2 separate regions of the Mus musculus genome follow, and region 2 is linked to region 1. Evidence: chromatin loops called from intact Hi-C (ENCODE). Cell type or tissue: heart. All regions are shown on one strand. Links, peaks and the distances in the headings refer to the core of each region. The heading gives the core; the rest is flanking DNA.

The links. A loop is a pair of places that touch in the nucleus more often than their neighbours do. Peaks named below come from ENCODE experiments on the same cell type or tissue, not always from the same donor. Only the 100,000 strongest peaks of a DNase experiment are listed, where the experiment ranks them.
Region 2: a loop joins it to region 1, with 15 times the contacts of the local background. A loop is called at or near these places in 23 of 42 quality-filtered maps.

The regions. Positions count from the first base shown.
Region 1 is chr2:128,940,103-128,955,816 of GRCm38, reverse strand. Zc3h8 (zinc finger CCCH type containing 8) reads left to right here and starts at 11,797. Exons shown (of 9, transcript NM_020594.2): 1 at 11,797-11,969. The coding sequence starts at 11,893. It also overlaps the pseudogene Gm14028. In heart, for the core only: a CTCF peak has its summit at 7,431 (motif pointing left); no DNase peak of the experiment used is centred there; H3K27me3 peaks cover 1,077 bases.
Region 2 is chr2:129,251,033-129,266,746 of GRCm38, reverse strand. No RefSeq gene overlaps it. Among named protein-coding and RNA genes, the nearest start is that of Ckap2l, 38 kb to the left of the region's middle. In heart, for the core only: a CTCF peak has its summit at 7,761 (motif pointing right); no DNase peak of the experiment used is centred there; H3K27ac peaks cover 2,346 bases.

The DNA.
Region 1 (15,714 bases), core at 2,851-10,850:
CAGGAGTCTAACCCTGCAGCATCTGAGTATCCATGAGCAAGCTCCCACTGTTTGTGGCTGAAGATTTCAAGTGCACAGAGCCATTATGCTGACTGGGCATCCTCTGTACTGTTTGTGAAGTCGATAGTAAAATCCTGTTTCAATTTTGATTGGTAATTTTTTCTCTCCTTTATCTTTTCAGTTTTGGCAGATATTTATTGCTTTTATGAACATTTCAAAGTGTTTGCGATATATTTACTTTTCTTGATTCTTGTTCTGTTAACTTTCACCAGCTTTATACTTTAATATCTCTTTCTTTCTGCTTGTTTCTCTTTCTAATTTTTTTTTTTTTTTGGAGGAGGGAGAAGCTAGCAGGGGTGCTTAAGACAAGGTTTTTCTTTGTAGCCATGGATGACCTGGAACTTACTCTATAGACCAGAATAGAATCTCTCTAACTCACACAGATTTGCGTGCCTCTGCCTCCCAAGTGCTGGAGCTAAAGATATGTGCACCATGCCTGGCCTTCTTTTCTAATTTCTTAAGGTTGCAGCTTGGGTTAGTATTTGAAATCTTCTTTCCTAATGTATTTCAGGATTGGAAGTGTTGGTGAGCACTACTTCAGCAGCGTCTCACAGATTCTATTATGTTCCATTTGCTTTTCACTTTCTTGACATGGTTTTAATACAGCTACACTGAATACACCAAAAATCTAGTCATAGTGGGTGTATTAGTCAGGGTTCTCTAGAGTCACAGAACATATGGATAGTCTCTAGATAGTAAAGGAATTTATTGATGACTTACAGTCGGCAGCCCAATTCCCAACAATTGTTCAGTCGCAGCTGTGAATGGAAGTCCAAGGATCTAGCAGTTACTCAGTCTCACACAGCAAGCAGGCGAAGGAGCAAGAGCTAGACTCCCTTCTTCCAATGTCCTTATATTGTCTCCAGCAGAAGGTGTAGCCCAGATTAAAGGTGTGTCCCACCACACCTTTAATCCCAGATGAAAGGTGTAGCCCAGATTAAAGGTGTTCCTTAAACTCGGAGATTCAATCTTCTGGAATCCATAGCCACTATGGCTCAAGATCTCCAAACCAAGATCCAGATAAGGATATCCAAGCCTCCAGATAAGGGTCACTGGTGAGCCTTCCAATTCTGGATTGTAGTTCATTCCAAATATAGTCAAGTTGACAACCAGGAATAGCCACTACAGTGGGTTAATTTTTGCTTTCAACCACACAAATACATGCACAAAATAAATAAATCTAAAAAAAATCTCATTGCTAGATTTCTTGTTTGGAGTTTCTTAAATAATAAACTTATAATGGCTAGTGACTTTTCTGTTTTTGTTTCCAAAAAAAGGTATTACAGCATTTCCTTCTTATTTATATATTCATTAACTGATTCATGGAAAGTTGGCCTGAATCCAAGGCCTTCCACATGCACACTGTCATTTGCCTGCTGGTTCACCTGGCTGATGTAGTACAATGTACAATGTCCAGGCTAGCACTGATGTAGCTACAGGAATTCTGGAAGACATGGCTCAGCTTGCCAAATGACATGTTGCAAATCACCAAGTATATACTTTCATCTAGGTATACATGTGCCCTTTATAAGGTGTATTAGTCAGGGTTCTCTAGAATCACAGAGCTTATGGGTAGTCTCTATATGGTAAGGAAATTTGTTGATGACTTACAGTCTGTAGTCCAACTCCCCAACAATGGTCAGCAGCAGCTGGAATGGAAGTCCCAGGATCTAGCAGTTGCTCAAGTCATATTTCTGCCTAAGGGGATATGTTTATCCTATGTTCAACCAAGAGCATGCTAACATTTCCCCAAATAGAATAAAAAATCCCATCCCTTTCCCATCCTTTATTATAATGGACACAATGAGATATCAACTTAACTGCTATGAAAACAACTGTTAGATATCAAGGGAATGGGGAGAAAAACAGGAAAGAGATAGGGTAATGGGAAGAAAGTTCTTTATTATTATTATTTTATCAGTAAGTATATTTTAAAAATTTCAAAATAGCAAAAGCTCTTTGATGTTAAACATTAAGAAAATGCTAATTTCTGCTTTTGAGACAGGGATCTCGGGAGATGAAGATGTAGAGAGATAGTGGAAATCCTGTTTCAGGTGGCAGATGTTGTTGGATCCGCTACCGGAGGATTTAACTTAGTATGACTTATAATTTGGATGTTAGTTGTTGCTCCCAGCAACTGAGTTACCATTGATTCTGAACTAAGTTTATGTGGTGGTTATCTTCATACAACGGCTCAACTGGGTTCCAAAGAGAAAGAAAATTGTTTGAAGCCCACGTAGGCACAGCCTGTGTGCAGTCAGTTCCTGACGACGGGGACCCAGGTAGCCAACGACCTGTGGAGCAGCATGCCCAAGTTTTATTGTGACTACTGTGATATGCATCTTACCCATGATTCTCCATCTGTGAGGAAGACACACTGCAGTGGTCTGAAACACAAAGAGAACGTGAAAGACAATTCCCAGAGATGGATGAAAGAGCAGGCCAGAGCCTGACTGACAAAACAACAGCTGAATTTCAACACGGAAAGATCCCTCCAGCTCTGTTCTCTGCTCCTTCGCCTGCAGGGGCCATGGTCCCACCTCCCCCAAGTCTCCCAGGTCCTCCTTGGCCGGGCGTGATGCCTGCATCCCACATGGGAGGCCCTCCTATGATGCCAATCATGTACCCACCTCTTCCTGGCATGATGTCTCTGGGACCACCTCTTGGGATGAGACCACCCATGGGAGGCCACATTCCCATGATGCTCGGGCCTCCAATGATGAGACCTCCTGCTCACCCTATGATGGTGTCCACACGGCCTGGCACGACGTGGCCAGACAGATAAGAGCAGAAGCGCTCTTTATCATTTTGTATTTCTTGTTCTGTTTCACCAGGACATCTTGGTGCTGAGCCTGAGAGTTTACTAGATGGATGACAAGGAAACTCCCCTTCCTAACAGAATACTTCTGGAGGGAGTGGTAATAACAACAACAACAAAAAATGTGGTTTTCACTTATATTGTGAAATGTAAAAATAAAATCATCAGCTCTTTTAGTTTAAAAGAAAAAGAAAAAAAAAGAAAATGCTAATTTCAAGCACAGTGAGAAAAATTATCAATAATATTTCCATGATATTTGTAGAACATGATTTTAATATTTTCAACTGTTAGTATTCAACAAACAGAATAATTATTTTAAGATATATTTCATTGCTATGTCTCCCTTTTCATTTCTGATTTTATTAATTTGGATACTGTCTCTGTGCCTTCTGGTTAGTCTGGCTAAGGACTTATCAATCTTGTTGATTTTCTCAAAGAACCAGCTCCTGGTTTTGTTGATTCTTTGTATAGTTCTTTTTGTTTCTATTTGGTTGATTTCAGTCCTGAGTTTGATTGCTTCTTTTTGTTCTAAAGCTTTCAGGTGTGCTGTCAAGCTGCTAGTGTAAGCTCTCTCCAGTTTCTTTTTGGAGGCACTTAGAGCTGTGAGTTTTCCTCTGACCGCTGTTTTATTGTGTCCCATTAAGGTTTGGTATGATGTGTCTTCAGTTTCATTAAATTCTAAAGAGCCTTTAATTTTTTTCTTTATTTCTTCCTTGACCAAGTTATCCATTGAGTAGAGTGTTGTTCAGCTTCCATGTGTATGTGTGCTTTCCATTGTTTTTGTTGGTATTTAAGACCAGCCTTAGTCTGTGGTGATCTTATAGGGTGCATGGAATTATTTCAATCTTCTTGTATCTGTTGAGACCTGTTTTGTGACCTATTATATGGTCAATTTTCAAGAAGGTACCATGAGGTGCTAAAAAGAAGGTATATTCTTTTGCTTTAGGATGAAATGTTCTATAAATATCTGTTAGATCCATTTGGTTCATAACTTCTGTTAGTTTCACTGTGTCTCTGTTTAGTTTGTGTTTCCATGATCTGTCCATTGCTGAGAGTGGGGTGTTGAAGTCTCCCACTATTATTGTATGGGGCTTAATGTGTGCTTTGAGTTTTAGTGAAGTTTCTTTTATGTATGTGGGTACCCTTTCATTTGGAGCATAGATGTTCAGAATTGAGAGTTCATCTTGGTAGATTTTTCCTTTGACCAGTATGAAGTGTCCTTCCTTATCTTTTTTGATAACTTTTGGTTGAAAGTTGGTTTTATTCGGTATTAGAATAGCTACTCCAGCTTGTTTCTTGGGACCATTTGCTTGGAAAATTGTTTTCCAACCTTTTACTCTGAAGTAGTGTCTGTCTTTGTCACTGAGGTGCATTTCCTGTATGCAGCAAAATGCTGCATCCTTTTTTTGTATCCAGTCTGTTATTCTATGTCTTTTTATTGGGGAATTAAGTCCATCGATATTAAGAGATAGTAAGGAAAAGTGATTGTTACTTCCTGGTTTTTTTTTTTGTTTTTGTTTTTTTTTTTGTTAAAAGTGGAATTACGTTTGTGTGGCTATCTTCTTTTGGGTTTGTTGAAAGATTACTTTCTTGCTTTTTTCTAGGGCATAGTTTCCCTCCTTGTGTTGGCGTTTTTCATCTACTATCCTTTGTAGAGCTGGATTTATGGAAAGATATTATGTAAATTTGGTTTTGTCATGGAATATCTTGTTTTCTCTGTCTATGTTAATTGGGAGTTTTGCTGGGTACAGTAGCCTGGGCTGGCATTTATGTTCTCTTAGGGTCTGTATGACATCTGCCCTGGATCTTCTAGCTTTCATAGTCTCTGGTGAGAAGTCTGATGCAATTCTGATAGGTCTGCCTTTATATGTTACTTGGCCTTTTTCCCTTGCTGCTTTTAATATTCTTTCTTTGTTTAGTGCATTTGGTGTTTTGATTATTATGTGACAGGAGGAATTTCTTTTCTGGTCCAGTCTATTTGGAATTCTGTAGGCTTCTTGTATGTTCATGGGCATCTCTTTCCTTAGGTTAGGGAGGTTTTCTTCTATAATTTTGTTGAAGATATTTACTGGCCCTTCCTACCTAGGATAATCTACCCATTATCCTTAAATTTCATCTTCTCATTGTGTCCTGGATTTCCTAGATGTTTTTGGTTAGGAGCCTTTTGCTTTTTGCATTTTCTTTGACTGTTGTGTCAATGTTTTCTATGGAATCTTCTGCCTCTGAGATTCTCTCTTCTATCTCTTGTATTCTGTTGGTAATGCTTGCATCTATGACTCCTGATCTCTTTCCTAGGTTTTCTATCTCCAGGGTTGTCTCCTTTTGTGATTTCTTTATTGTTTCTATTTCCATTTTTAGATCTTGGATAGTTTTGTTCATTTCCTTTGCCTGTTTGATTGTGTTTTCCTGTAATTCTTTAAGGTAATTCTTTAAGGGAATTTTGTGTTTCCTGTTTAAGGGCTTCTAGCTGTTTACCTGTGTTCCTGTATTTTTTTTTAATATTTATTTATTATATGTAAATACACTGTAGCTGTCTTCAGACAGTCCAGAAGAGGGCATCAGATTTCGTTATGGATGGTTGTGAGTCACCATGTGGTTGCTGGGATTTGAACTCAGGACCTTAGGAAGAGCAGTCAGCGCTCTTAACCACTGAGCCATCTCACCAGCCGCCTGTATTTCTTTAAGGGAGTTATTTATGTCCTTCTTAAAGTCCTCTATCACCATCATGAGAAGTGGTTTTAGATCCGAATCTTGCCATCTGATTATCTCTAGTGCTACCTGCTCTCACTATATCTGACTGGAGCCTATCCTTCCTGTGATCTTGGTTGAGTCAGAACTCCTCAGAGTCCAGCTGTCTCTGTGATCCTGTGATTCTGGGATCCTGTGATCCTGAGATCCTGGGTGTGTCAGAGTTCCTGGGAGTCAAGCTGCCTCTGGAACCCCGAGATCCTGGTGTGACCAAGGTTCTGGGATCCTGTGATCATGTGATTCTATAATCCTGGGTGTGTTAGAGCTCCTTTGAGTGGAGCTTCTTCTGGGTGTTGTGGGACTGGCTGAGGAGTTTGCGCCTAAGGTCTGCTCAGGGCACCATCCCAGACTGGAAGGAATTGTGCCATTGGCGGGGTGGAGTTCACATAGATCCTCTGGGTGTTGTGGGACCGGCTGCAGTGTTAGCACCCAAGGTCTGGAAAGTTCTTGCTTGGTGACAGAGGTATCTGGTGACATGAGGCAGTTTCCTTGCCAAGTAAAAATTATCATCCAAGTGTTGCAGAAACCGCAAGGTTTGGGGCCAGTCAAGGTGACCCTCAGTGCAGTCCAGAGACTCAAAGTGAGGTATATGAAGCTGCTGCCAGTCTAGCATGACACACTGCTTTAGGTTTAACTTTTCAAATAGAAGTAAGTATATATGGATTCAGAGTATAGCACACCCATAAAGCAACAGTGCTGTCTTCTTTTTGGGAAGTGCCATGTTGCACACATGCCGTGCTTTCGTACAATTAGCAGCACAGTCACTGATTTTCCACGTCGCCATCATCACCCAGAAATAATGTGTCTACGCTGATGCTGCCACAGCTGCAATGTCACGAACGTAATAGGAGTTTTCATCTTCACTGTAAGCCTGTGGGACCAGTCAATTGTGCAGCCTGTCACCGACTAAAGCATCATTACACAATACACAATTGTACTAACACAAACACACATGTTCCTCGTCCAATAATTTTTTTATTGATGGCCTGTGCTTATGGTTGGTATTGTTATACCTTTTTTCTCCGCCCTTTGTCACATTCCCATTGTCCCAAGTTGATCTTGACTCCTTGGCTAGTGTAGTGGGTAGCCCTTGGGGCACAAGCATTGTTGCTTGTGGTAGTGGTTTTTCTGTTTAATCTTAGAACACTGGATTGTTTAGCCCCCACCCTGCCTAAGAAATTGTCCTTCTTTCTAGATACCTTTTTACTAGACCTCATTGTGTGGCTGGGATAACTCAATATTGGGGCTCCACCAGTCACCAGCGTTCCCTTTTGAAACTGTATTTATGAAACACTGTCATGGCTTTTAATAGAAGCCTTCCTGCTTTGGGAATTGATTACTCTAGATTCAATGCCTTTGGATTAGGAATGGTTATCCTCCAACCCCTCTCCCTCCAGATTTGTCACAGGGAAATTTTCGCTTCTCACAGCTGACATATTGTATTTGATTAATGTATAATGTTGTAAATTGACATGCTTCACTGATTCTGGCAAAGTTTTAGACTTTTTGGAAAGATATTTGTCTTTTATTTTTGAAATTCCCAATCTTTCTCTTCTCAGCCTATGATTTTCTTGTTTGTTTGTTTTAGATTTATTTTGTTTGTTTTATGTAAGTACGCTGTTGCTCTCTTCAGACACACCAGAAGTGGGAATCGGATCCCATTACAGATGGTTGTGAGCCATCATGTGGTTGCTAGTAATTGAACTCTGGACTTTTAGAAGATCAGTCATTGCTCTTAACCTCTGAGCCATCTCTCCAGCCCCTCAGCTTGTGATTTTCGATGTCTGGAGCAAGTACTACTGCCATCTAGTGGTAGAAACAGCTTAATGTCTGTTAATTGTAATGCAGAACTGTCCTCCACAGCAAATAGTCCAATCCCAATGACAGTTGTGCTGAAGTTGAAAAGACCACTCTAAAATCTGTAGATGGGAGAAGGAAAATCAATTGTTTTCTGGGGCATCACAAGGGCCCATGAAAAGCGTCAACTCCTATTTATACCCCAGACTCCCACAACAGTGAGAAATGCGGCAAGATTTGTTGGCAATTGCAGGGAACCTCACGACAGAACCTGGCAAACCCTGGGACAAAGTCTTCAAGAGGTTGTCAACCCTCTCATCATGCCAGGCACTTCCTTTTCTCTCATTTTGTAAAATGTCATAAAACTTGACATTTGAACCACACAAGTCAGTGTCATTAGTCACACTCAGACTATTGTGTGCCAGTCACTAGTACTGGTTTCCAGACTTTTCCATCACCCAGACAGAAACTGTCCCACTCTTCAGCATCTGGTATGCCCATTTTACTATCTCTAAAGATCAGAAATTATAGACATCTGCCCTTTTGAGTATGTTTACTTCATTTATTGTACTGGTTAATTTGAGTATGTGTGTGATGGTTTGAGACAGGGTTTCATGTAGCTCAGGTTGATTGTTCTCTCTCTCTCTCTCTGATTTATTTTATGTGTACAGATGTTTTGATTGAATGTGTATTTGTGCACCACATTTACACCCAGTGCCCTCAGAAGTCAGAAGTCAGAAAGGGCATCGGATACCCCAGAATCCAGAGTACAGAAGCTTGTGAGCCACCATGTGGATGCTGGGAATCCAACCTAAGTCCTCTGGAAGAGCAGCCAGCTCTTTGGGATAAATCTACTACATATATATGTGCCCTTTTATAATTATTTGAGAATACTAATATCTTATGCATTTGCATGTCATCTTTTTTGCCCTGCCCAATCTGATTTCCGGTGTCTGCATATCTTTCACTCTATTATGAGCATTTATTTTTATTTTTTATTTTTACTTTTTTGAGAGGTCTCTCTACATAGCCCTGGAACTCACTAAGTGTAAACTCCTGAGACACACGAGTGGCCAGGCCCCTCTTCTAAGCACCTCCAACTACCAGGTTCCACCCACACAACACTTCAACTGCTCTAACTGCTGGACCCAACGCCCGCCTGCCCTGCAGACTAAAAAGCCCAAGCGCTGGACTGGAAACCCCACCAATCTTCACCCTGGAAATCTCCATCCTGGGAAGCTCCTGCTCCCTCAATCCATAGAAACCCAATCTTCTGCTTAGATCTCTGCTGCTTCTCACCCATGCAGAGGCAGCAGCCTTCCCTGGGGTTTTCCCTCTCAAAAAAAAAAAAATCTCTTGTCTAAGGTTTGTTGTGCAGTGTGACTTTGTGGTGTTCCTTGGTTCTGGACTGCCAGGATATCTTTCCCCTCAGAGCTGCAACACTTTGGGAAAGCTTTCCCCCTCAAAGATGTAATATCTTCATCTGAAAGCTGCTAGAAGACTGGCTTCCATGCAGCTAGGACTAGGGTATTAAAGTTCACGCCCACAGAGACACATTTACTTCAATGAGGCCACACCTCCTAAGAGTGCCACTCCCTAGCCCAAGCATATATAAACCATCACATTCCACTTCCCCCATAGGTTTGTTCAAATATATGAGTCTATGGGGGCCATATCCATACATAGTATAATGTAAAATACATTTAGTTCAACTTCCAAGTCCCCATAGTCTATAGCAGTCTCAACAATGTTAAAAGTCCAAAGTTCAAGGTCTCTTCTGAGATTCATTCAATCACTTAACTATAATCCCCAAAGTAAGACAGGAAACTAGCTGGGCAAACTCCAAACTCTGCATCTCCATGTCTGATGCCAAAGCGGTCTTCAGATCTCCAACTCCTTTTTCATCTTTGTTGACAGCAATAAACTTCTTCTCCTGGGCTGCTTCCACTCCCTGTTAGCAGCTTTCCTCAGCAGAAAACCCATGGCTCTGGCATCTCCAACATCTTGAAGTCTCCAAGGCAACTTCAATGTTACAGCTTCTTGTTCCAATGTCTGGGATCCACACACGATCTTTTGGGCTCCTCCAAAGTGTTGGCCTCACTTCTCTAGCTCTGCCCTCTGTAGCACTCTCCAGCTTGATCCACTCCACTGTTGTTGCTGTTCTTGGTGATCATCCCATGGTACTGGCATCTCTAATACATTGAGGTCTCCTGCTGCAATGAGGCTTCATCAAGAGCCTCTCATAGGCTCTTCATGGTGCCAAACCTCAACTCCTTTGCATGACCCCTTCAGTCCTGGGCCATCAACTGCAACGGAAGCTGCACTATCACCAATGGCCTTCCACGGCCTCACAGTGCCAAGACTCAACTGTTTTTTCATGACACCTTCATGCCTTCAAAACCAGTACTACCTTGGTGACTCTTACACATTACCAAGTACAGCTGCAGCATGAGGTACAACCTTGGCTATCTCTGGAACACAGCTTCTTTGTGCTCTCAGAAAACACTACCTGGAAGATTTCACCTCAGTGATGCTGGTCTCTTCTTAATCAGCACTAATTTTTTAGTTCCAGCTAACTAGCATCAATTGTCCCAGTAATCCCTTCTATTCTGGACTCTAAAGCCAGAGCCACATGGCTGAAACTGCAGAGTTATGCTGCTTGCAGGAGCTGAAACATGACCCTCTTGTTCTATGACATTATCACCAGCTTTCTGTTTTCCAACTCCTTCACTGCCTAAGCTTGGCTGTCCTGGATCTTGCTCTGTAGACTGATCTTGAACTCAGAGATCTGTATGGTTCTGTCTCCTTTAATGCTGGGATTGAAGATATGTATCACCATGCCTGGACTTAAAACTTTTCTTCACCTAGAACCTGCTCTGTTCAAGGCTGGACATAAAGTCAGAGATCTGCTTGTCTTTGCCTCCTGGAATTAAAGACCTGTACTTTGCTGTGTGGATCTTGGCCTAAGGTCAACACTTCCTTAATTCAATTTAACCTCCTTGAACATAAGATTCAGTTCCATTTCACTTCCTGGTGCCCCTTTAATGTCAACCACATATTTTGTATTTTTCCTTTCAAAGCCTGCTACACTTATTCAAAAAAAAAAAAAAACCTCTTCATGAGATTTAACCAGAGAACAAAGTCTATGTTGGGCTTTTTTGAGACTTCCTTTGTCAATGCAATTAATATATATATTTACCTTAGCCCCACATAGACTCTCAGACAAGGGCAAAAAGCAGCCACATTCTTCACCAAAATACCACAAAAACAGTCTCTATGCCACAAACTGAAAATTCTTCTCTGAAACCTCTTGGGCCTGGTCTGCACAGTTATTCTCAGCAAGTCTTCCATATTCCTACTAGGATGGTCCATTAAGCCCCATTTAAAACATTCCACCGCTTTCCAAATCCAAAGTCCTGAAATCAACATTCTTCCAAACAAAAGCATGGTCAGACCTATCCCTGGTACCAGCTTCCATTTTTTTTTTTCTTGGTTTTTCGAGACAGGGTTTCTCTGTATAGCTCTGGCTGTCCTGGAACTCACTTTGTAGACCAGGCTGGCCTGGAACTCAGAAATCCACCTGCCTCTGCCTCCCAAGTGCTGGGATTAAAGGCGTGCGCCACCACGCCCGGCTACCAGCTTCCATTTTATTTAGGGTTTTACTGCTGTGAACAGACATCATGACCAAGGCAACTCTTATAAGGACAACATTTCATTGGGGCCGGCTTACAGATTCAAAGGTTCAGTCCATTATCATGAAGGAATGAGCATGGCATCATCCAGGTAGGCATGGTGCAGCAGGAACTGAGAGTTTTGCATCTTCATCTGCAGGTCTCTAAGACTGCACCCCCCCACCCCCCCACCCCCAAATAGTCTTAATACTTAGTACTTTCTATTGAATTTGCCTGCTTTAAATATATTTATGTGTTTACTCAGAAGAGATCGTCTAGGTTCCTTTTTGTGCAATTAATTTTGCTTGGTCACCTGTCAATTTTAAAGGGGCTGGAAGAGATATATGGCTCAATAGTTAAAACATAAAGGTCTTGCGTTCTGTTCCCAACACTCATGTCAGGTGGGTTACAATAACTGGCCTCCGCGGGCATCTGCACTCATTCTCTCTGTCTCTCTCTCGTACATATAAAAATAGCACAGCTTTCTAAAGAAGAATCCTAAAGATTATTTTAATTTTTTAACGACATTGTAGTGCTGCACTAAGGAACGAATCGGACATAAGTACAGAGAGTTGCGCGTGCGCAGCTCAGGCACCGAAAGCCTCCCCACCAACGGTGAGAACTGCGCATGCGTGGTAGGGCTGGCCAGGTCGCGCGGAGTCGCGCCCAAGCAACATGAGCGCGAGCGCGTGCGCGTGCGCTGGGCGGAGCGTGTGGCCCTTGGCGCGACTGTAGCCTCCGCTTCGCTGGTTGTTCAGTACCTGCTCGGCGTGGAGAGGAACGGTCCCTGTCTGAGTTATGGATTTTGAAAATCTCTTTTCAAAGCCCCCCAATCCGGCCCTCGGCAAAAAACCGGCCGCCGACCCTGAGGAAAGGTGATCCCCACGTTCTGGTCCTTTGCAGGGCACCGCTTGGGCTCCGCCCCCTCGCTCCTGGAAACCGGCGAGCCCTGGCTGGCGCGTGGGCCGGGACCGGAGCGGGGAGGTCGGAAGGGGAAGTGGGGTGGAAGTCAGAGTAGGGACTGCGGGCGAGGGCAGTGGCCGGGCGGCGGGAGGAGGCCCCAGCCTCTGAATCTGCCCCCAGGGGCCGGCTGCTCCCCTTGCACGTGCGCTTAACGTGTTTGCTGTCAGTCACCTCCGAGGTGGCTTTGCCGGCACCTCGAGAGTTGAAGGATACATAGACTGCTCTGCCAGTGATCCTGAACCAGAACTCCCAGAATAAAGCAGCAAGCATCATTTCGGCTTAGTTTTTCTGTTAATTTGGAAAAGCGTGTTGTTAATCTCGTACTTAGTCAGAGTGCGGGATTTCTGTGCAGATACCCACTCACTTTTTAGGTTTTTTTGGTTTTTGGTTTTTTTTTTTGGTTTTTTTTTTTTGGTTTTAATTTTTCGAGACAGGGTTTCTCTGTGTAGTCCTGGCTGTCCTGGAACTCACTCAGAAACCCGACTGACCCTGCCTCCCAAGTATGGGATTAAAGACATGTGCCACCACTGCCCGGCCCACTTTTTAGTTTTTTGAGTTGATAATGCCCTCAAACTCCATCTCTCCTAAATCCTTGTCTTCTATGTTCTCTCTTTCCTCAGTGGAACCCTTGACACATCCTTCACGAGTTTTTTTCCACCCTCATTAAGATAACATTACAGTGTTGGGCTGGGCCTATTAATCTCAGCATTTGAAAGGCAGGCAGATCTTGGGAGACTGGGACCAGCCTGGTCTAAATAGCAGGTTCCAAGCCAACCTCAGCTACATAGGGGAAACACTGTTTCAAGGGGAAAGGATATATGTATATGTTCACTGCTCAGTCTCAAATACCTTAGTGGAAACTGTTAGCCTAATTGGGCTACCATAGCTTTGCTGTGTAATTAATGTGAAACTTTTTTTAAAAAAGATTTATTTGTTTTATGTATGTGAGTACACTATAGCTGTACAGATGGTTGAGAGCCTTCATGTGGTTGTTGGGAATTGAATTTTTTTTAAGGACCTCTGCTCGCTCTGGTCAACCCCTCTCAATCCAGTTGGCCCTGCTCCATCAGTCCCTGCTTGCTCCGGTCCAAAGATTTATTTATTATTATACATAAGTACACTGTAGCTGACTTTAGACGTACCAGAAGAGGGCGTCAGATCTCTTTACGGGTGGTTATGAGCCACTATGTGGTTGCTGGGATTTGAACTCAGGACCTTTGGAAGAGCAGTCAGCGCTCTTACCTGCTGAGCCATCTCGCCAACCCTAATGTGAAACTAAAAGTTTCACATCAACCTTAAGAAGAAAGTGATGGTCTCACATTACAGATGAGAAAATTGAGGCATAGAGGATTAAGGTGCTCAAGTTACTTCATTACATATGAGTTCATCACCCAGCTTCTAAAGCAGAATCATTCATGGAAATTAAGTCCTGTTGATACTGTGAAGAAATGGACACATTACTTGCAGGTGATAACATGTAAGAACAACAAGAGAAATGAATTATAATTTTTAACATGTATGAGAACTGAGTAAGGTTAAAAAAATAGTTAACACTTCAAACATGTATAAAACAATATACCCACTTACTAAAGTTTGGCTGAAATATGTAAGGGATACTTGGATTGGCCAAAAGATAGGTGAAAACGGGTCTGAAAGTAAGGTGTGTGTTTGTATGCCTGCTTTTCACTTTGCCTTTAGGTCTTTTTCAAGGTTTTAGATTTCTGTATTTTTCTCTTAGTTTGTCTTTTGATTTTGCCTGTAAACTTTTTTTCAGTGCACTAAAACATGTTTTGGTTTTTTTTTGTTGTTGTTGTTTAATTTATTTTATATGTATGAATGTTTTGTCTGCACCAGGTGTGTCCATTGTCCTTGGAGGCCAGAAGAGGAAAGTAATCTTACCTGTGGTTGTTAGTCACCAAATAGGTGATGGAAATCAAGCTAGGTCCTCTGGAAGAGCAGCCAGTGCCCTTAACTACTAAGCCATGTCTCCAGCTTGAAGCAGGGGTGACTTTGTTCCTGATAGGAATATTCATTTATTTAAAACAACCTCTACTGGCAGAAGACACGTCATTCAGGGCCATGGTGATAGAAAAGTAAATGAATAAAATACAGAGAAATGCAGGTGGTCATGAATTGTGTATTATTGAGGTGGACCACAGATACGAAGTTTAGATGATAATGAAAGCCATGGAGGAAATGAAAACGTGGGTGAGGAGTTAGGAGGTATTTGTGGAATAATAAGGATTGTGTGGTAAAGAAGATAGTTAAGGAAGAGTCTTACTGAAAGGTGGTTTTCATGGTGGGTATCCAGGTAAATCAGTTGAATGGGAAGTTGGCTGTTTGGTTGTTAAGGGCTTGGATTTGGAGACAAGGATATTGGAATTAGCTGTATAAGATGATATTAGAAGCTGGAGGATTGAAGGATATCACAGAGGATGAAAGCTTAGAAAAAGGAAAGGCGAGGACTGGCTCTGTTGAGAGTTGCAAAGTGAAGAGCCAGCCGAGGAGATTAAGAAGTAGCAACAGGGCATAGTGGTTGACTTTAATCTCAGTACTGAGGAGGCAGAGCTGGTACATCTCTGAGTTTGAGACCAATGTGGTCTGCATTTCAAGACCCTCTTTTTTTTTTTTTTTTTTTTTTTTGCCGCAATAGGAGAAATAAAAACCCAGGATGGCTCAATGTTGCTAGAGTTGGCTTGCTGGCTTATGAGTGGGTCAAGGGCTGAGGATCATGGTTCCTGATGGAAGCAGAGGGAGCAGTAGAATGACAGCCTGTGGTTTAAGGCACAATTCTCCCAACTGTTATTTCCTATCCCTTCATCTTGGGTTCATTTTGAGTTCTGCTACAACAGTGGTTCTCAGCCTTCCTAATGCTGGGACCCTTTAATGTAGTTCCTCATGGTGTGGTGACCCCCAACCACAAAATGATTTTTGTTGCTCCTTTATAACTGTAATTTTGCTGCTGTTATGAGTTATAATGTAAATTTCTGATATGTGACCCCTATGAAAGGGTTGTTCAACACCCCTCCTGCAAAGGGGTGTAGACTCACAGGTTGAGAACTGCTGTGCTAGAATATGCTCAGGAATTACCTCACATACTAGCTATGCTTGGTCAACCTCTCATGCCTGAGTTTTTCATCTTCTTGTTTGGGTGTTTGTCTCCTAACTCTGAAGGCATCCTGCATTGTATCTAACACACCTTCTCTTTTACACTCCTCTTCCATATCTTTTCTGTTTAGAAAACCCCAAGTCTAACTTAAGTGTTCCTTATATGTGTACCTGTATTAATTTTCTCCCAGAAGATAGGAAGCTCTCAGAAGGCAAGGGCACAGCTTGTCATTTTCCTTTTTGTACCTTTAGACATGAGGCCACAGCCTGACGTGTGGTGACTATTTGGTATGTATTGAGTGACTGGATTGAGGAATGACTGGTGATTTATGACACGCTACTTCTTATGCATTCAGATAATATAATACAAAGCTTCTGTTTTACAGGTTATTCACATACATATTAACATTTATTGGTCAACGTCATCGTTGTTATTTTGAGACAGCGTGTAGTCCTGGCTGGCTTAGAACTTGCTATGTTATACTATACTGCCCTGAAAGTCACAGAGATCACCGGCCTCTGCCTCCTGAGTGTTGGGATTACAGGACT
Region 2 (15,714 bases), core at 3,329-11,328, 310 kb before region 1:
CAGACAGACCACGCACACACACACACACACACACACACACACACACACACACACACACTGGACAGGGACCTGGCTCAGTGCTTGCTCCCCACACATTCACTCACTATATCTCTCACTAACTGTGACACAGAGAGGAAAACAACAGTTTGACAATGTGATGGTTTTGAATAAAAGGCCTGGGCTGGAGTGATGGCAGGGGTTAAGAGCACTGACTGCTTTTCCAGAGGACCCAGGTTCAATGCCCTCTTCTGGCCACTGTGGGCACATACACACAGGTAAATCAACCATAAACATAAAAATAAATAAATCTTTAAAATATAGCAAAATAAACCATAGGCTCATATATTTGAATGTCTGTTCCACAGTTGATGGAACTGTTTGGGAAGGATTAGGAGGTGTGGCCTTGTTGGAAGAGGTGTGTCTTTGGGGGTGGGCTTTGAGGTTTCAAAGACCCATGCCATTCTCGGTTTGTCTGTCTTTCTGACTCCTGCCTGTGGATTATATGTGAGCTCTCAGCTACTGCTTCCAGTTTAGTAGCTGCCTGATGGCTCCTGTCATGGACATACCCACTGAAACTGTAACCTTTTATTGAGTTGCCTTGGTCAGTGGTGTTTTGTCACATCAATAGAAAAGTAAGACACGGGGCTGGAGAGATGGCTCAGCAGTTAAGAGCACTCACTGACTGCTCTTCTGAAGGTCCTGAGTTCAAGTTCCAGCAACCATATGATGGCTCATAGCCATCCATAATGAGATCTGATGCCCTCCTTTGGTGTGTCTGAAGACAGCTACAGTGTACTTACATATAATAAATAAAATAATGAATAAAATCTTTTTTTAAAAATGCCTTGGCTTTGGGTATTCCACCTCTTCAAATGGACTTTAAAAAAAAAGAAAAGAAAAGAAAAGTAAGACAGACATTAAGTGACAAGGTAGAATCTACCTCTGAGCCATCTGGCTCCAGGTCCAGAACCTTCAACACTTAGCTACCACAGAGGAGCGAGAGAGTGATGGTCGGGAAATAGCAAACCTGAGAAAGTCTGAACTATTCCTAGTTTAGCAAGTGAGAGCCACCTGGGCTGAGAGGACGAGTCAGTGTGAACACACTTGCTGCATAAATACAAGAACCTGCTTTCAGATCCCCAACACCTACAGAAAAGAAAGGCTGAGGAGAGTCACAAGTGCACCTGTAACCCTAGAGTTGTGTGGAGCAGAGACACCAGAATCCCTGGGACTTGCTGGTGGCCACAGAGACTGTCTAAAAGGCAGAGAGTGATAGCGCAGGATGCCTAAGGTTCTCTGGCCTTCACGTATCTATGCATATCACGCTTTCACATGCACACACGAGCACACACACAAACACCGCAAAAGTGGATGGGGTAGAAAGAGGGTCACTGAAAGAGGAAGTGCTGTCGTTTCTTCTGTAAGTACAGTGGTTAGGCCACTCAACTTTTCCTGCTGCTGGAAATAAGGGGCCAGAATTAAAGCACTGGCTCGGTTGCTGGAACTCAGCTCTCACATCAGCAGGCCCAGTGAAAGTGTGTGTTACTAAGACGGTAACAGGTGAAAGTGTGTGTTACTAAGACGGTAACAGGTGAAAGTGTGTGTTACTAAGACGGTAACAGGTGAAAGTGTGTGTTACTAAGACGGTAACAGGTGAAAGTGTGTGTTACTAAGACGGTAACAGGTGAAAGTGTGTGTTACTAAGACGGTAACAGGTGAAAGTGTGTGTTACTAAGACGGTAACAGGTGAAAGTGTGTGTTACTAAGACGGTAACAGGTGAAAGTGTGTGTTACTAAGACGGTAACAGGTGAAAGTGTGTGTTACTAAGACGGTAACAGGTGAAAGTGTGTGTTACTAAGACGGTAACAGGTGAAAGTGTGTGTTACTAAGACGGTAACAGGTGAAAGTGTGTGTTACTAAGACGGTAACAGGTGAAAGTGTGTGTTACTAAGACGGTAACAGGTGAAAGTGTGTGTTACTAAGACGGTAACAGGTGAAAGTGTGTGTTACTAAGACGGTAACAGGTGAAAGTGTGTGTTACTAAGACGGTAACAAGCACAGTCCACCCATTCTGGGGCTCTGCCTCCTGTCTGGGAGCCTGATGGAGGTGGCCAAAGTCGGTCACAACAAGCTCTAGCCATGGGAAGGAAGAAGAGAAGGTCACATGCCCTTACTCATCCTCAAAGAAAGCTTGGCAATGTCTGTCAGATCTATGAACTTAAACTGTATGTATGTGTGGGAGAGGTGACTTCAGTGTCTGCCACATATCCCTGGGAGTGACGCCATGCATCCCCAAAGTACAGATAAATGAGGAACGTCAGGGTTAAAACTAAAGCCTGCAGCAGATGACTCAAGTTGAGGTCCCTGTCCCAACCTGTCCTGCCCCAGACAAGCTCCTGAGGGCAGATTCCTAAGTCAAACCTTCATAGCCTGTTCCTACCTCCCCTCCCTTACTCCATATCCTTTGTTCCTCCACCCCTTCCCCTGCAGTTCTCCAAGGCAACCCAGAGGAGCAACTCCTCATTCAGTAAAAATCTCGGGATGCTGCAGGCACTAGAGACGAGGATGGTGGGCCGAACAGCCTGACCCCCAAGGATCTGAGGAGCTAGTGGTGACTTGTCGCAAGTACATGTTTAAGGCCCCACAAGAGCCATCTATGGTCAGGAGCTGAGAACACAGAAGTCTAGCCAGCGAGGCAGGATGCCTTGAAGCCTTAAGTGGGAACAGGAATAGCAGGAGAGTCAGAGGGATGCCTTAGGAGAGCCTGGGCAGAGTGTATAAAGGCCCTTTGGCCACCTCTCCTCTCTTTTCCTCCTCTTCTTCCTGTTCCCCTCCTCTCCCCTTTCTCCTCTCTCCCTGAGCCCCTCAGGTATTTTGATGGTTTATACCTTTGTCCTCTGCCCAGGAAGGAAATTCTGTGAGGTTTTATAATATTGGCTTTGCAGTGGTTTCCAGGACCTTTCCAGAAAAGCGTGGTTCTTAAGGTATAAACAATATAGCTGAAGAAATATCGCTACCCTCTCAGGGATGAATTTGTGTCCAAAGACACAATGCTGGTGGTACCTGAGCTGTGCCTGAAAAGTGTAACCCTGTAGACTCTGGGGCCCAGAAGCACTCTGAGGAGAGGCCTTAACAGTGCCAACCCTGGGTGTTTCTGGGATACACAGGAAGTAGGAAAAGGGAACTGCTATCCTCGTTCTAAACGCTCATACTTCCTGAGAGCGAACCTGGAGAGCTGCATTGTTAGAGCTGTCCCTTCAAAGGTCCACTTTGTCACCTCCAATAGGCAAGGTCAGTCTGAGCCACCACATAATGACAGTCATCTCCACTAAGACAAACACTGAACAGTGGGAGAGAATTAAAGTCAGGACTCAGAACTCTGAGGCTCCAGGGCTGCGTGTGAGGCTCCTATCAAAATAATCCAGTTACGAGATGAGTTTTGGTGTGTTTTGCCACGTCTGAATCATCTGCCACAGTGACTCAGGATGACAGGACAGTTAGTGAGACAATCCAACCCAGCCTAGCAAGACGATCCAGCCTGGCAGGCTTTAGAAATTTTGAAACACAAAGTTCAAAGAAATGCTATTTTTAAAAGACATATTTAGAAATAAAATCATATGTAGACACGATGTAACCCTGGGAGGGCTGGTTAGAAGATTTCCATTTCTTCTTGTTACACACATTTTCAAAAGGTTCAATGGCCACCAAAGATGCCTTCTAAGGTAACAGCTATACTGGCCCCTGAGTGAATTCTCGAGCCCCAAATCAGTTCATTGAGAATTTTCAATGTGGCCAGATGTGGTGGTATGTTGTGTCCGGCCAGCAGACCACAACCTGGGTTCTAGCCTGGAAAGGCATTTTGGAAACCTGGAAGAGAAGAGGGGCTAGGTGGCGAGAGAAAAGAATGTAGCCAAGACAGTTACTCTGATCAAGGCTCAAATTTTATTGTTGCGACACTAGTTATGAAGGAAGGGGGAGGGGACCCGATTCCCGCCAAATAATCTCTCGTCCAGTAGAAAGGTGCACATGTGTGGCTCCGCAGGTTCCAGCAGTGGGCGTGGCAGAACGAATGAGCAGGAAGCTCCACCCCTGAGCAAGCAGGTTTCAGGCTGGGGGAGGGGAGACTACAGTGGTACATGCCTTTAATCCCAATCTCTAGGGGGCAGAAGCAGGCCAGACTCCATGAGTTCGAAGCCAGCCTGGTCTACAAAGCAAGTACCAAGACACGCAGGGCTCCATAGAGAAACCTTATCTCAAAAGGGGGGGAGAGCAACAAAAAGTTTTCAATGCTTTTTTTTTTCCATACATTTTCAGTTTTCTAAAAACTGTCTGGAGCAGGAGATGGACCATGTCTAGCCAGCCCATGTCTAGGACCGAGTCAGTTGTGAAAAGACAGGCAAAGCACAGATTCAAGATTAAGTCTGCCCTGGGTACCCCGAGCAGGGCTACTTTACAGTTCCTTCCTGCTCTACACCAACCCAAGGCCAAGCAGGAGACGCTCGGGCACGGTATACACACACTCCATCTGCTCACCCCCAGCAGAAGAGGACCTGACAGGACATTATAGCAAGCAAGCCCCACAAGTGTCAGAGCAGAAATAAGGTCCCTCGTGACAGCAGGGGTCTCAGCTCTAAGGTCAAAAGGTCCTCCTCCTTGGCCACTGGCATCTAAAGACTCCCACTCAGGAGTCCTTTTTAGTAACCATTGAAAAAGTCCTACCCTCTCCTGCAGAGCACAGCAGATGGGTTGGGATGATGGACCAACCAACAGCTATCTATCTGTAAAGGGTGCTTACAGGACGCCAACAGTCAGCTGGTGAGCAGATCCCGTGGTGGCGCTGAAGACCCGAATGTCCCTAATTTTGAAAGCAAAATCCCAAGACTAACCTGAATTGGAATTCATAAACAATGTCATTATCTCCATAATTTTAACAATCAATATAATTCCCTAATCAAAATCAAACAGGGGAATTAAATAAAGATACAAGCAATTTATAGGTGTATGTATTTCTACATAACTATGTATTTCTGTACTTGGAAACAAAGAGTCTCTGTGAATTTCCCAGTGCCTCTGTGTGGGTCACTACTGCTCTCCCCCATAGTAGCCACAAGCCACAGAGCTTCTCAGCCACAATGACATGGCTCCTCCCAGCTCTGCTACAAAAAGCAGAGACTGCTTCATCCCAGTCACTCACGTTCTGACTGTAGGGGAGGAATCAGGAGGCAGGGTCCAGGCTAGCCCATTCTTACTCCACAAGCAAGTCATGAGGCTTCTGTTGGGATGAACACGGATGTAGATGAACCCCCGTGGCTTCTGAGATATGCAGTCTCCCCCCCCACAGTGCTTGGCCACATATGCTGTAGAAGGAGCCCACAGAGTGCACAGAGCAAGGAAGCCTCTGGCAGCTTCATTTCCTCAAAATCCCCAGGTCAAGAGGTCAAATTTCTTTCTTTCATTGTTCCCCTTGTCACTGAGACCTGTCTTTCCTTCCCTTGCCGTATGTAATGACGCCTAACAAATGTCCTGGGCAACTCAGCCTTGCCAAGAGCTCTCTACCACTGCCCATCAAAGACAGTGTAAGCGACACAGCATGTCCTTGCAGCCCTGGGAATACTCAATAATCAGTCCCCTCCTGAACATCTGGGGTATGGGAGAATGGTGGGGAGAAGCAGGCATCTGGGAAAACCCCCAAATCTACTTTGCAGTCCAGACCCTTAACCTAGGTTTCTATCTTAGGATAAAATCAGGGATGGACCAACAAACTCCAGGAAGCCACCCATGGATTGTCCCCATGGACCCTTCCCTGTGTGGTCACAACCATCCTGCCTCCCTGGGCTTAACCCAGAAGTATCCTAGGGTCTCCCAGAGGAAAACCAGCCACAGCCTCTTACAAATCATCTCCTGCCCGGTCCCCAGAAGCCACTGGATGCTTGATAAGCGAGGGCTGTGCTCCCTCCCTTACTATAGGCATTGCTTCCAGACAGCAGGATCGCACTCTAAAGCAGAGGGTAAGGTAGGACATGAGGAGGAGTGTCATCCATGGTAGCACCTTTTCTACACAGTCCTAACTCCTGCTTTTTGTTCTTGTGTTTGCTTTTAAGAGTCGGGAGCAAGCATCTGGAAGATTTCGACCCCACGGTGTCCAGAAGTCGGTTAATGGGCCTGAGGACCTTGCAAAGTCCTGAGCGGGTAGAGTACCAGTGAGTCCCGCTTGGGTAGAGAGTCAGAGCTGCTTAGAGAGACGAGGCAGAGACTCGCTACCAGCTCAGGGACTGCTCGAAATAGCGAGCTGAGTGCGAAGTGAGGAAGGTGAGGTAGGTGGTGGTTTGGAGGTCTGCAGAGTGCACCAGCTGGCTGGAGAAGAGGGTCTGGAGGAAGCCACAGTGGAAGGCTGCCCCTGATGATGTAGCACAGGTCCAGCTCCTGGACTACCCTCTGGCCAGAGTGAAACATGATGAATACAGATTCCTGCCCAGCGCAGGAGGAGTTGGAAGCCAGAGGGGGAAGGATGGAGAGGGCACACCCATGGGCTGTGTGTGCACCTGCATGGGAGGACAGGCTTCTGAGTCTGTGGGTTAGGAGGGAAGGCCTAAGGGAGGTGCAGGGTGAGTGTGACCCCCCCAAGAGGCTTCAATGGGGGTCACTAGAGAAGTCTGATCCAAAAACAGGTCCTCCTGTGCCCCTGAGCATGCTCCCTGAGGGTGACCCCTTGATGGGGAAAAGCCAGGCAGTCCTGCCAGTGTCCAAACCCTCTGGGGACTGAGGCTCATATCCACCTGCGGGAAAGAAGCTGCCTCTTTTAAAACCACAGGATGCATACGAGTAGTTTGGGTATTTGGGGTTGGTTGACTGGTTGATGGGTTGTTTTGTTTCTTTGGGGTATTTTCTTTGAAACAGGATCTTCATTATGTAGCCCAGGCTAGCTTAGAACTTGCCATTCTCCTGCCTCAGCACTCTGTGATAGGATCCTAGGATGTCCCTCATAACCAGGGCACATCCTATAGTTTTTATTTTCAGTGCTGGGCTAGTACCCAGGACCTCATGCATGCTAGACAAGCTCGTGTATGGAACTTTAGAGATAGTATACCTCTCCACTTTGCCCAGGCTCTGCTCCTGCCTTCCCTCGGTGTGACCTGACTGGCTCAAAAGAGTGATCAGCGCAGCCATGGCTGAACACAGCAGAGGACTAGGCGAGGACTAGGCCCATGCGCCCAGCCCTACAGTCGCTGCCCTGGACTCCTCCCAGTCCTGTTTTCAAACTGGAGAGCTGGCTCCAGACAGTTTTCCTGTCTCTAGACTTCAACCTCCTCACCTGTAAAAATCTGAGATCCTGCCAGCCGACATGACCAGGCCAAAGGACCACTCAGATGGCTACATGCTAGTCGCCTTAAGCTTTATAAGTCTCTGCCCAGATCCAGCTGAGCCTAAGATTGCCATATTTCTCTGTAACTCTCAACCTCAATGGTCTGTGGGAATCTCCCAGGTTTTCTGTTCAGTATGCCACAGGGAATGTTTTCTTTTCTTTTTCCCCAAGACCCATCAGGTCACTGACCCAGAATCCCATCTTCTCAGGCTTCTTCTCCGTTGACCCCAGACATCCATGACAGCTGCATGAGGCCCAGTCCAGCAGTCAGGCATGGCATGTCTGGAGAGTGTTCATGGTGAGGACTGAGGTGCCAGAGAGAGGCCAAGTCCCAGAAACAGAATTGATGGCAATCCTTCCACTAAAGCATGTTACTGTCATTTAGTAGAATAGCCAGCAGAGGGCACTGTAGGACAAGGTCAGGAGGCACTTAGACAAAGCTGGGGAAAATCAAATGGTTGGGCACAAATGGAGACAAATTAGATCTAGACAGGCTAGGGAAGTCTCGCTCGTCTCCTCTCTGGTTTACCCCTCCTCACCTGCCACATAGCACTTAACATCTCTTTTTTAGTGGAGTTGATGGCTTGTAGCCCATAACAGCTCCAATGTCCCTCTTCCAAAGATAGCACCATGAACCTTCCTCAGACCCATATGGGAAGGCGACACAGAACATTAGGGGATACAGCACATGGGGAGTGGGAGCCAGAGGAGGAGGGGAGGGACGGGACACCCATGGGCTGTGTGTGCGCCTGTGTCTGTGCCCAGTAGGAGGGGAGGAAAGGCTTTGGGGAAGCCTAGCGTGAGGGTGACCCCCCAAGAGGCTTCAGTGGGGTCTCTAGGGGAGTCTGGTCCAAATCAAACCCTCTTGCTTTCTGTGTGCCAGGGCCCCAGTCCTCACTCCTCATCCTGATTCCCCCCAGGAAAGTTCACACTCTTGTACAGATGTGCCAGGTGTGTGTGTAGCTTCTCCGGATGCTTAGACTACTCTGGAGAACAGGGTCAGGAGACAGCAGTGGTGAGTAACATTGGGTTCCCCACTGTCCCTGGCCACTTTTGTCTGTCAGCCCCCAACCAGAGGACTCTGAACCCCAGCCACTCCCTTAGGTCAGATTAAGACTAAACCCAGAACAAAGAGGATACACATGGGCTGTGTGTGACAGAGGCAGCCAGAGAGTCAGGTGGCCAACCTTCCATAAGTCACGAGTCAATGACTCAGACCCAACAGAGCTAACAGCACACCTGAGGTTGTTTGAGCTCAAAGCAAACAAGTTCCGCTCTCTCATGGATGAGAAAGTGTGCCTTCCACACACTAATTTCTCAGGGCAGGTGGGGAGGGTGGGAGAGGAAGCCCACTATGGGAATCACTTGAGGACCTCAAGTTAGAAAATGGGGACCTTAGTCCCAGCTTGATCCCTATCACCTGTGTGATTTTGGACAAACTTCTTAACTTTTTACATCTCTGCCTCCTTGTGTAGAAAAAACAGATCTCCATATGTCACATAGTAGCTGAGATTCCCTTCCAGAAGACAGAAACATGGCAACCCTCCTGGCTCATCCTTCTCTTTCTCCCAGATGCTCAGCTCCTGGGACAGCTCGGGAACTCCCAAGCAAGTCCTCCAGTCCTGCTACTTCTTAAGTTTGGCAATATTCCCAAATTTGAGGTCTCTAGTATAAAGAATGCCTACACACACACACACACACACACACACACACACACACACACACACACACACGAGACAAACTCTGAGAAACTCACATACCTTGTCTGATGAGTCTACCTCAACAAAGAATGACTGAATACTGGCTCACCGTTCTGCCCCAGGGTGGAAGCCATGGGGTGTTGATGGCATAGGCAGTAGCTGGAGCTGGCACCTCTGGAATTGACAGCACAGGGATGGTGGGGACCAGTGTATTTACCCACATGGAGCTTTCTGGAGTCCTGGAGGGGCTGAGAGAGCCCTGAGCCAAGAGAACCATGCCATCCCTGGTCAGGGAGGGTGGGGAGGTCTATGTGGTAAGACTAGTGTGGCAGTGATGAGGAAGGGTCACCAGGCCCAAAAGTAGATCCCTGTCTCCAGGGACAGGCAAGCTAGTAGAGCCAGCAGCAGCCATAGGTAAGGTAAAATCTAGGGTCAGGGAGCCTCCCATCCATGAAACACAGGACATCAACAACTGCCCTTACTATGTCCACCTGCCTCAGGACTGTCTCTTCTGAAAGAAAGAGGAAAGAAAGAAAGAGGGAAAGGAGGAAGGGAAGGAGGAAGGAAGGAAGGAAGGAAGGAAGGAAGGAAGGAAGGAAGGAAGGAAGGAAGGCAGGCAGGCAGGGAAGGGAAGGAAGAGGGGCTTTTGTGTGTTTACCACAATCAGGGCAAAGTAGGACCTCCAAATTGTGGGCCTCTACCTGTGGGGCAGGGTGCAGAAATGTGGAAGTATACATGGGCATACAGTCCAAGAAGTGAGCTGGCTGCTGCCTGCCTACCTAGTGAGAGTCTAGTGAGACATCCCTGGGCCAAGGAACCAGGATGTTTCTATCCACAGCACCCCCAGCCAAGCCAGACAGTAAATGACCAATGGTAATTGGGGGAGTGGGGGAGGGGTCCCTTCATGTGAACTCTCAGGCAAGCCTCCAGAGCTACACACAGTGAAGAGCCCCAAGGACATGGAACAGGACCACCGTCACCACCCACCCTGTCCTTTGATCTCCTGGACCTGCCAGTCACTTAGCTTACCCACCCCATGCCCCCAAGTCCCCCTCAAATACATTACTGTCTCTTAACAGGAGGATGTAAGTGGTCCGGCCCCATCCACTCAGAGACTCCAGGGAGGCTTTCCCACAAGAAATGACGATTCATAGACCTCTTCCTCAGACAAAGCTTGGACCAGGAGAGGCCAGCCCTCCTGCTCTTTCCACATACACACCCCTGTACCCTGGCTCCTCAAACTCGAGACAGCAAGCAAGTAAGTTGTGATGGCCTGGGAGGGACAGGGATCTAGGGTCATGGCTATGCTAGGCCGGAGGGCATCCAGCCTCCCTCCGCCTTCACTACATCATCCCCTATTCTGGGCCCTCGGGCACAAGATGGTAGGAAAATTGGAGTTGAAAGACCAAGAAATTAGAACCCAAGATGCAGGGTGATGGGGGTAAAAAGGCCTTTGTTCCTCCCCTCTGAGTGTCTCAGGGTCCCCTGGGGCCATAAAGGAAACCAGGGCCCCTCCCTTCTGTGCACACACTCAAACGTCAGTACAGCTGTAGTTTGTTGGCCCAAAGCACTTTCCCAACTACATCCATCTTACCCAGCAAGATGGGGATGCCTGCCTAAGGCAAGGTACTGATTTCCCAACCTCCCAGCTCTGGGCCTCCCAGGGGTCTGCTAACTTGTCTTTCATGGCTTTCAAGCCCTGGGTGTCACCTACAACCTAGGTTCCATAGAAGAAAGCCAGAGGTCTGTGTAAGCCTTGAGGGAGATGAACAGGGAGGGGCCTGGCTGCCTGCTACCTGGGAAACAGGGATGAGCCAATCAGAATCTGTGATCTATGGCCACTCATATCTTTCTCCACATATTTCTCCAAGTCCTTCAAAGTGTTTCTTTAAGACAGCCCTGCAGAAGACAGTATATTGTCCTGCATGTACGTAAGCGTGCACACATATACCTGCATGCATACCCACATGCCTGCATGTTTATGTCCAAGGCATGGGTGTTGGGTGTTGGCCTAGAAAGCATGGACCAAAATCCTCAGCAGAAAATGGGGTAAGGTCTATGGTGACTGGAGGTCTGTGGTTTGCTCAGGAACACCAACAGACAGATCAGGGATCCTGGGATTCCAGCCCCTCGCTGACAGATGGACATGACATCAGCTGCATCTTGGAAGAGGCTTCAAAAGGACACAAAGAGGTTCCCGTGATGATAGCCAGTATCACACCAAAACAGAGTCAACAGCTGAGGGGGGGTGGAAGTGTCCACCAGCCCTGAGGAGAGCCTCATGGCCTGGAGTGGGTTGAAACAAGTAGAACTCTGGTGTGGCCTTAAAGACTGATGGTCTCCAGATGCGGTAGTTCTCTAATTATACTGAATGTGAGGATAATTTCTAAAAAGTCCTAAAAACTTTCTTGCTCATTCTGAGTGCTAAAAGCTGCTGGCTTAAGCAAGTAACACCTGTAGCCTAACAGCAGGGGGGGTTCAGTAATGTGGCCTTTATTCTATCTCAGCAGGAACTGTGTGGCTCTAACTTTCAGCCTGCTAGTTGAAGTCGCAGGAAGAAAAAGAAACACTTTGAAAAGTGAATGTAGCATTTATTTCTAAGTTGTAAAAAGTTTCCTAGGGGGCTGGTGAGATGGCTCAGCGTGTAAGAGCACCCGACTGATCTTCTGAAGGTCCTGAGTTCAAGTCCCAGCAACCACGTGGTGGCTCACAACCATCCATAAGGCGATCTGACTCCCTCTTCTGGAGTGTCTGAAGACAGCTACAGTATACTTACATATAATAAATAAATAAATAAATAAATAAATAAAAAAGTTTCCTAGGGACGCTCTCTAAGAAAAGGGAAAGGGGAATGATCACAGTGATCCTACCTGGGACAAGGGAAATCCGTGCTCTGCTCCTTGTCCTCAACACCTATAGAATACATGATCACATGGTTAAAAGTTCATCACAGCTGGGCGGTGGTGGCGCACGCCTTTAATCCCAGCACTTGGGAGGCAGAGGCAGGCGGATTTCTGAGTTCGAGGCCAGCCTGGTCTACAAAGTGAGTTCCAAGACAGCCAGGGCTACACAGAGAAACCCTGTCTCGAAAAAAAAAAAAAAAAAAAAACTTTCTTAAGTTCATCACAAGTTCACACATATTCAAATCATAAGTCAAATAAGGAGCTTACAACAGCGAACGTTTACACGCAGATCCATTAGGAGTAATTATCCCACTAAACCTTCATCACCTGTCACAGCTCCACAGGGTCATGGAGAGTTAAAAATCATAGCTAACTTATTAGTGAAGTTTTGTATAGATAAACCCAGCCAATATTTTATCTTCTGTCCTAACACCTATAATAAATCATCAGTTCCCTTTTTATGACCTTTGGTTAATGCTTTTATAGCCTCTTGGAACATGCTCTGAGGAGTAGAGTGCCTGCTTACTATCAGAAGTGACACTAAAGACCAGCAGAGTTCTCACTGCCGTTTTGACTATCAGAAAAGGACCTAATAGCAGCCCCACTATAAAAGAGCTTAATAAATACTGATATAATTTTAGGAATTCTTATAGGATCGTCATTCAGAATTAAGAAGTCATCTATTTGTCTATATAGCATCACTACAAGACAGTTTATCTTCATTGTTCTGCAGAGATCTGCTCAAAAGGGTGGGCTAATTCCTAGTGCTGTTATACATGCTTAATAATACCAGGAAAAGCATATTAATAGCAGGAATCTTTCCTAAAATGGTTTTCCCCTGGGCCTTGCCTATTGGAGCAAATCTGTCATAGATTATTTATTAATCCAAAGCAGACTCATCTCAGGAAGATCACCTGCTAGTTATAAGCTTGTTGGCTCCTGACACTGAGGCAACACCACATGACCTCTCTATACCACGTGACCCCTCTAGCCTCACTGGGGGCAGCCTGGGCTTAAGACCCAGACATCTGGGGAAGAAATTCACCCTGTGCTGAGAGCCACCCTTGGGGTCAGCAAGGTTACGGGTTACCCTGCAGTGGAGGCCTTCCTCCAGAGCTCCTAAAGCCCCTCCAGCTCTGGATAGGTAAGGCAGGACACACTTGATATTATGGGAACAGCTGCAGTCCCCCCCCCCCCCCAGACAGGCCCAGAGGTCTCTGGGAGGGAGAATCTAGACAGTCAGCAGTCTACCAGGCCAGAGCCAGGCCCTTGAGGACTGCCTCCGTCCCCAGCTTGCCCTCCCTCTCCCGGCAGGTGGAAGAGCACATTGAGCACACGGAAGCAAGAAAAGGTGACCCTCTGAATGAACCTGCTGGGGTAGAAGCTCCGTGTCTCTCCGTGACGTGGGAGGAGCGCATGCGCATGTGCACGCATGCGCTCACGCACACACAGCCCCCTCTCAGCCTCCTACAGGCCTATAGACCTTGACTATTCTTCCCCACCGCTATTCTGTCCGGCTAGCATTTGTCTTGTGGTGTCTATTCAGATAGCCAAAGCCACTCTCCTCTCAGTCCCTCCTGCCTCCAGCTGCCTCCCCTCTGTCGCGCCTTCTACCTCTGCCTCTTGAGCCTTTACTCCAAAAGGAAGATGAAACCATGGACATCCAGTGGCCCATTTCCACGAGAGCACACATTCAGCAGATTCCCACAGAGTGAGTCAAACACCAGTCCTCTGGGGAAAGAGTCTGGGAGTTGTTGATTAGGGTTCCAGAGTAGCCACAGCCTTCCACTCAGTAGAGCTCCTGCACCTGGCAGGGAAGATGGGGTCATAGTGTGTCGTAGTGTGTGTCACATAGTGTGTCATGCGGATACCCAGTGCTCACCAGCCATTCCAGCATCGACTGAACACAAGAGTCTCTCATAGGCTAGGGACTTGTATGCTTCAGAAGGGCCAAGCAAGATCCAGGTTGACAAGTGCCTGTTTGCCTTTCACTCGATCCTCCCCACCCCCACCCCAACCCCCAAAATCCAGCATCCAAGACCCTGCTGGTAGGGACCCAGTAGGAGGGCAGAATGCCCTTGTAACTGCAAAAATGATAAAGAGTAAATCCTCAGCTGGGCCCAGGGTTTCTCCACATGTGTGCTAGGATGCGTGATTTCACATGTCTTAGCATGTGGAGTAGGTGGATATGTCTGAGTATGTATATAGGTGGGCAGAATGGGAGTGTGTGCCTACGCATGCGTGTAAGAGTGAGAATTGGTACATGTGGCAATACATGCAAGCAAAGGTTGAGAATGGGTGCATGTGTAAAGACATACATGTGAGCGTGTCAAATAGGTGTGTCTGAGAACACGTGCATATAGAGTGGGTGCTAAAGTCTGTGTATGCATCATGAGAGTGGACAGATTTGGTATGTATGTCTAACTATGTATGTCAGGGTGCAGAAGGGGCACATGTGCCTGAGCCTACAAGTATGCAGTATTGGTGTACACGTCTGTGTTTACATGTGAGCGTGCATTGTGGATACCTGTGTACTAGTGAATTTACACAGCAGTCACTCACAACCTCCTTGCTTAGAAACTTGTCAGGAGCATTCATGTTTGAAAGGAGATGTGTGATTGACAGTGTACAGGGTTGTCAGTTTCTGAATGGGGTCAAGGCGTCCATGCTCAGACATGGGCTTGTCACAGTTGAGTAGCACATGTCACTAGGTGAAAGGCAGAGATTCTCTGGGGAAATCATGAAAGGGATTTCCTACCAATGTCTGCTATCAGTGTTTCTACTTGACAAGTCACTGCCATCTATAGAATGTGTCCCTATGATGCCCATGCCTGGCTGTGTACCGAGAGGAGTCATTGTGTGTTACTGTGACACATGGGACATTTAAACGCTGACCTACCCCCATCCTAAATGTCCATGTCACTTCTGATGCTAGTCATGCTTCAGGCCTTGAGAGGAGACCAATCCCCCTGTCCTGGTCCTGGCTGGGCTCCCTGGTGGCCTCTGGTGGCTCATCCACACCAGCCATCACCAGAGTGAAAAGCCAGCAACCCCTTCCCCTGTCACCTGCATACTATCTGTGTGGCCAAGCTGTTCCCTTGTCCCTCAGCAATTTGGGGCACAGGTAACCCCACCCTGCATTCCTATCCCTGCTGCCCTCCTCTGAGGGTGGGGACAAAAAGATGCCATCTCCTCCCCTGTTCAGGACAGAGGCAGTAAGAATCAAGGAAGGACACCTAATCTACCCAGGCCATTTCCAGGACTTAGGCAGCCAAGGACCTCCTAAATGGAGGCAGTTGGGAAGTCAAGCAAACATGGGAGTTCAAGGTAGGGACTCTGTGCTTTAACAATAAACAATAAAGCTATAAAAGAGTCTTTCGTAAATACCTAAAGAACCTGGGCTCTTCTTTATACACAAGTCTAGAATCGGTCAGTAAATTTCCCAGCTTTAAAAGAGAAATTGCTGGAGGGGTGATGAGATTAGAATCCTAGTCTCTGGGTACCAAAGGGAGACAAAGAAGGCAGAGAGAGCAACTGGACCACCTAGTGCAGAGAGTAAGCAACCAGATGCGCTCCCCAACCCCCTACCCCCACACACACCACACACACACACACACACACACACACACACACACACCACACACCACACACCACACACCACACACCACACACATCCGCTCTTACAACAAAACAGCCACTTTTCTCAGGAGCTCCGACCTGGACCATCCAAGGAGACTTAGATGACAG